Linked DNA regions of Mus musculus: region 1 is linked to region 2. Evidence: chromatin loops called from intact Hi-C (ENCODE). Cell type or tissue: left cerebral cortex. All regions are shown on one strand. Links, peaks and the distances in the headings refer to the core of each region. The heading gives the core; the rest is flanking DNA. Region 1 overlaps Sec14l1 (SEC14-like lipid binding 1). Region 2 has its middle 62 kb from the start of Sec14l1.

Region 1 (2,905 bases), core at 166-2,665, 55 kb before region 2:
GGGGAGGGGGAGGGGGAGAGAGGGCACCAAACAGGTGTGTGCCAGTCCCTGGGAGAAGGCCAGGAGGAAAGGGACTCCTCCAGCTTGCCCCTGTGTTCCTTTGAAGCCAGGTTTTGTGACTGTGGATTACAGAAAATTGTCAGCTGAGCGTTGCCTGGTACAGACAGTGGGGTCACATTTCAATTGCATTTTGATTGAATAAACGAAAGTTTGTTGTTGAGTTGGGCATCAACAACATTTTAAAAATGTTAAAAGTTTCTTTAGCTCATTTGAATTAAAAAATGGCATTTAAGCAAACAGAGCTGAAATGACGGTTTTCAGCTGGCATTTGTGACATTCCTTGGAGTTAGGATGAGAGAGAGGCTAGCCTAGAAACGCCTGCAGACGTGGAGAAGGTGCCAGCTCCTTGCCCTGCAGTAGGTGAGGGGAGTCGGTGGGACGATAATATTCTTGGGTCAGTGTTGTCTTTGTTACCCATGCTCCTGATAATGTGTGTGCCAACATATTTTGTGAAGGTTCTGGTCCACCGTGATGTCCACGCCTTCAGGTCTCAGCTTGACCCGTTTCCTGGATGGCTTCCTTCTGCTTGCGCTTGTCTACCCAAAGGGTTTATGGTCTCCTAGGTGCTTCGTAGGTCAGGGTTTGCGGCCAGGCAGAGGTGGACGTGCTGGGGCAGCACTGTTTCCTTTTGAAAAAACCTAGGACGAAACACAAGCTTTAAAGCCCAGGCAGGTGTAGCCATGCATGTGGCTGCAAGGGAGACTCAGACTCAGACCAGGGTCAGACCCTGACTCAAAAACAAAACAGCACAGAGAATTTTAGGTATGTTAAAGACGCTCTGGCTGGACGTGGGGGAGGAGGCCTGAGAGGCCATGCTGTGAGAGCTGTGGTATTTTTCTGTCAAGGACAGCTGTCCCTGTGGACAGGGGAGGTGTGTGATGGAAGGGCTCTGACAGCGTTGCCTGCTCTCCCCAGTCATCGTAACTGTCCTGTCTTGCTCCTGCCCTGGCATCCTGCCTCAGGGGTAGGGCACAATGGGCACCTTCTCCCTTCAGTCCACATCCTGGTTTTTCTGTCTCTGTGTTTGCCGCAGAGCCTCCTCCTCACTGCATTAGTTGGACAGGCACCCTGAACGTTGCCTTTGGGACATGCAGTCTGTCCCCTCAGTCTCTTACCCCGAGCCCTTGTCCTGTGAGCGATAGTGACCCAGTTCCTTGTTCATCTCCCCTCAGTCTTTGAGCCCCTCAGGGCACCCGTGAACCCTGCTTCCTTGGTTCTGGAGGCGATTTCCTGCTCCCTGCAGGCCCTGTGGCGCCCTTCCTGCCCGCCCCTGGCCCTCTTTAGAATCACTGTGTTCTCAGGCTGTGAGCCGGCTGCCTCCCTGCCCCTCCGTGTCTTTTTATACTCCTTTGCCTCACATGCTTGCCTTTGCCATCTGTCTCTTCAGATCTTGTTGAGTATGTCCTGCCCTGCCTCCCTGCTACCTCTGGAGGCAGGCCTCGTGTTTCCCTCCCTTCCCCCGGGGCACGTGGCCACTGCTGGCCTCCGCCACACTTCCGACTTGTCTCTAGTACTTTGTCAGTGCTAGGTCTTTGCTTATGACTGTATTTGCTTCTCTTCTCAAGGGTCCGTCCTGTGTGGTCCTAGCAGTGGTGTCTCCTTGTTTCCCTGGGCCTTGAAAGTACACAGGCGCCCAGGTGTGAGCAGCGAGTCTCTGCCTTTCCACCTGAACCCTTGCCTGGATTTTCTGGGGACCCCACTCTCACGGGGCTTTGTGTTTTCTTGAGCCCAGGCTATCCAGGGCCCCTCGGTGCTGCTTCACCCTGTGAGGCGTGCAGAGCTGCTGGCACTGCGGCAGCAGTGAGAATGGTTCCTGTGCAGTTGAAGGACCAGAAGTCCTACTGGCTGCGTGGCTGTTGGTCAAATAGCCGACTGCACAAATGGGCTGTAGCCTTCCTCCCTGTTCCTTCCGCGGGCTTTTCCCATTTCCCATTTTGTATCTCACGGCCTCTCTCTAACACAGCTGCAAGGAGGAAAAAAAGAGATTTGCTCAGAGTGTAGATGTTAATTCCACCTGCACCCCACCCCCACTGAATAGCCAGTGATGGGCAGCCATATCCTCCTCCACCCTTGCTGGGACCTCTTTGCCCACCTCCAAGTACCAGACAAAAGCAAGTCCCTCTGTACACACAGACGGCTCTGCCATGATCTTGTACATCAGATGGGCATTTATAGCTAAGCATTATTACTCTGGCCAGTGGTAACAAGAGGAAAGGGTGTCTACTGTTTCCTGTGAGTCCCTGTGGGCTCTGTAAGGTGCTGGGCAGCATCCTGACCTGGAGTGCGTCCTGAGGAGGCGGCTCTTCTCCCTGAGGATGGGCAGGGCGGATTGCCTGCGGATCCACAATCGGCAGTGTTGACTACAATATTGCCTGTCATCCAGCCTTTTATTTTTATGTTTATTTGTGTGTGTGTGTGTGTGTGTGTGTGAGTGTTCTGCCTACATGTATGTATGTGCATCATATGTGTGCTTGGTATGTTCAGACGTCAGAAAGGGCATCAGATCTGCTCTAGATCTTGAGTTATAATCAGTTGTGAGCTGCCATGTGGGTTCTGGAAATTGAACCTGGCTCCTCTGCAAGAGCAGTTAGTGCTTTAGCTGGTGGGCTCCCCCACCCCCAAGTCCCCTTCTTACCTTCTTGGACGATATTTTCTTCCCTTCGCCTTAGGTTTAAACTCTGGGTCTTGGTCTATTTCTGATCTGGTTTCCAGTTTTGTGGTAATTAGACATGAGACTGCACTACCTATTGTCTGATCTTGAGTGAGCCTGATGTGTGGTGAGCCCCTTTCCCTCTGGGCGTGTAGTGCAGGCTGCCTTAGATGCTCGATCTTCTGCCTCCATGTC
Region 2 (2,905 bases), core at 156-2,655:
TTACTCAGGTTGCAGCTTTTATTGTCTTCCTAAATTTATTTTAACTATTTGCTTGGAGATAGGTCTCACTAAGTGGCCCTGGCTGGCTTTGAACTCACACAGATCCTCCTGCCTCTGCCTCCCAGTGCTAGAATTAAAGGTGTGAATGTCACCATGCTCTGACGTTATTGTTTTTTAAAGATTTATTAGTTATTCATGAGTGTATGCCTGTGTGCATGTGTGTGTGTACACACGTGTGCAGTGTCCTCAGGATCCAGGAGGCGACACTAGACCCCGGAGCTGCAGTCACAGGCGGTGGTAAGGTGCAGCTGTGGGTACTGGGAATCAGAGCTCCATCTTCTGTAACTGCGTGCTCTCGCCGGCTGAGCTTTCTAACCAACCTCTGCTCTTTACATAACTCAGCCGGCCTGCAAATTCATGCTCCATCTCCCTCAGACTTCTAAGTGCTAGAACCGCAGGGTCCAACTTTCGAACATCGTTTATCCCGGTATTGCCTGGCACTCTTCCAAAAGGAGACATTCCCCCCTCTGCTAGGCAACCTGTCTTGGCTGTCAGGGTGGGCTCTGAAACCTGTTCCCCAGCCTTCTAGTTTCATGACTGGTAGCAAATGTAGCCATCACTGCAAGAAGCAAATGAGCTCTCACACACTTCTCATCCATTTTTATTAATAAGAGAAAGGTATTGTGAGTGTGTGCGCCTGTGCATCCTGCTCCCTGCCCCAGGGCCTTTGCACCCACCCTCTCTGCCTGCAGTACTCTTACCCCCGCTCTTTGCATTGCCACCCCTTCCTAACAACCTGGTTTAAAGAAACACGGCCTGCCTGGAACTTCCTAGAATGGCCTCAGTAACTTTCCCCACTGGACTCAAGTTTCCCCGAGAGCAGGGAGCTCACAGGCCAGAGATAGCAGCTAGGCTTCACTGCACTGTGACCCTGAGCCAGACTCTGTGCCAAGGAGGAGACAGGAGGATGGTCACCACCACCCGTACCGCCCCCAGCCCCCCCCTCCACAGAGGCACTTGTGAAGGTGCTAGATTCTAAGATGGTGGTACTGGGGTGGAAGAGAAGAGAGGACAGGCGCTGGGTGTGGCAGGTGATCTGGGTTTCTGTCTCACTGCGGCCTGGATGAGGTCACCTCAGCAAGGTCGGGGGAGGGGGCAGGCTGGGGACCGGGCTGACACTGGCCTGTGAGCTGAGCTGGGCTTGGCCAGAACTGGTGTTACCTGTTCCTCCTGCCAGCAGAGGGCGATACCAGAAGGAACCTGGAGACTGTTTCATACATGTATGTGTGCTGTGTATACACACATAGTGTGCATGTGTGTTCATGTAGTATGTATATGCATGTGTGGGTACATACACACACATATATATATGACTGTGATTGTGTGCATGTTGCTATGTATGTGCATTTTACGCATGTCAGTGTTTGTGTGCTGTATACCTGTGTACATATACCTTTGAGCTTGGGTGTATATTTTGTGTGTAAATGTGTGTTTACACTTGTGTACATACGTGCATATACACATATTTGAGTGTGTGTTTGTGTACATGTGTATATGTGGATGAGCGTGCATGTATGTGAGTATGTATTTGTGTACATGTGAATGCTTGTGTGTAACAGGAGGCTCTAGGGACAGGTGGAACACAGGGTCACAGATGCTCTCAGTAATTGTCCATCTCCTCTTCCTGGCTGCGGGCTATGTTCCTCTTATCTATGGATCGGGGATCATAAACAATTATACTCAGTGTGTTAGTCACACACCGGCCCTGCCTGGCCCTGGAGTGCATGCCTTCTGCAGACTGGGATAGTCCTCTGAACAGCCCTGCAAATGACATTACTGAATGGGGCTGGGCCCAGGTGTCAGGGAGAGACCTGCTCCCCTACCCCACCCTCCACCCCTCGCTGTTCAGCTTACCTCTGGCCCTATGTGTCCTGCCCCTCTTTCTCCATTAGCACCCAGAATGAAGGGGACACAGGAACCTGATACGCAGGTTCAGAGCGGCTGAGGAGTGGAGTCAGTGGGTAACAATGAGAACCCCCTCACAGCAAGAGCCCAACAGACAGCATCAATGGTTTGAAAGAGGTAACAATGACCTAGGAAGGGGTCATCCAGTGGCCTGTCCCTTGAGACAAGCATGTTGCAAAATGCCTGCCCCTTGTTCTCCACTGTCCCTGCCAGCAAGTACTGACCCATGTGAGACCAACCTCATTCCTGAGGCGACATCGCCACCTGCTGGAGAGTGAGATCCTGTGTAGCTCAGGACCTGGAGCTCCTGGCTTTGGACACTCACCCTCTCCCGCCCCCCCCCCCCACCGCCCCCACCCCACGCACCCCCCCCCCAGCTTTGTGGCCCCCACCACACCTTTCCTTCCTCCCTCTCTCCCTCCCTCCCTCTTGGGTGTTCCAACCTGCATCTTGCTCTGATTCCCACCAGCCTACCACATGGGCACTGTTATCTCCAAAGCTTAAAGTCCACGGGTTGTACACAGGACTAGAGTCCAGGAACAATGGCTACAGAATCTCTTGAGACTGTTGGCCTGGAAGACCCTGGACTGCCAGCTTAGCTTTGACCTCCTCCAGGAAGTCCTTCTGCCCTACCCCATGAGGGTGACACTCCTGCCCCGCGTCACGTGCTTACTAAGTCCTCACTGGTAGCCAGCTTGTCACCGACCCCTAGGCAGCTGAACTTGAAGGTCACTGTCCTGAATTATGAGTTGGGGGTCTCCTGTAGCCCAGGCTAGCCTCAGGCTCACTAGATAAGCTAGAGTTATCTGAAAGGAGGGAACCTCAATTGTGCCTCCATAAATTCAATCTGAGGGGCATTTTCTTAATTAGTGATTGATGGGGGAGGGCCCAGCCCACTGTGGGTGATGTCACCCCTGAGCTGGTGGTCCAGGGTTCTCTA

Evidence for each region. Hi-C counts contacts between places; a loop is a spot of excess contacts. Peaks named below come from ENCODE experiments on the same cell type or tissue, not always from the same donor. Only the 100,000 strongest peaks of a DNase experiment are listed, where the experiment ranks them.
Region 1: a loop joins it to region 2, with 3 times the contacts of the local background. A loop is called at or near these places in 10 of 42 quality-filtered maps.

The regions. Positions count from the first base shown.
Region 1 is chr11:117,119,925-117,122,829 of GRCm38, forward strand. The region is part of intron 2 of Sec14l1 (SEC14-like lipid binding 1); the gene reads left to right. Among named protein-coding and RNA genes, the nearest start is that of Sec14l1, 6.2 kb to the left of the region's middle. In left cerebral cortex, for the core only: a CTCF peak has its summit at 1,497; a DNase peak (open chromatin) is centred at 1,475; H3K4me3 peaks cover 2,117 bases; H3K27ac peaks cover 2,322 bases.
Region 2 is chr11:117,175,305-117,178,209 of GRCm38, forward strand. No RefSeq gene overlaps it. Among named protein-coding and RNA genes, the nearest start is that of Sec14l1, 62 kb to the left of the region's middle. In left cerebral cortex, for the core only: CTCF peaks have their summits at 1,246 (motif pointing right), 2,223 (motif pointing left) and 2,424; DNase peaks (open chromatin) are centred at 320, 1,269 and 2,213; H3K27ac peaks cover 1,046 bases.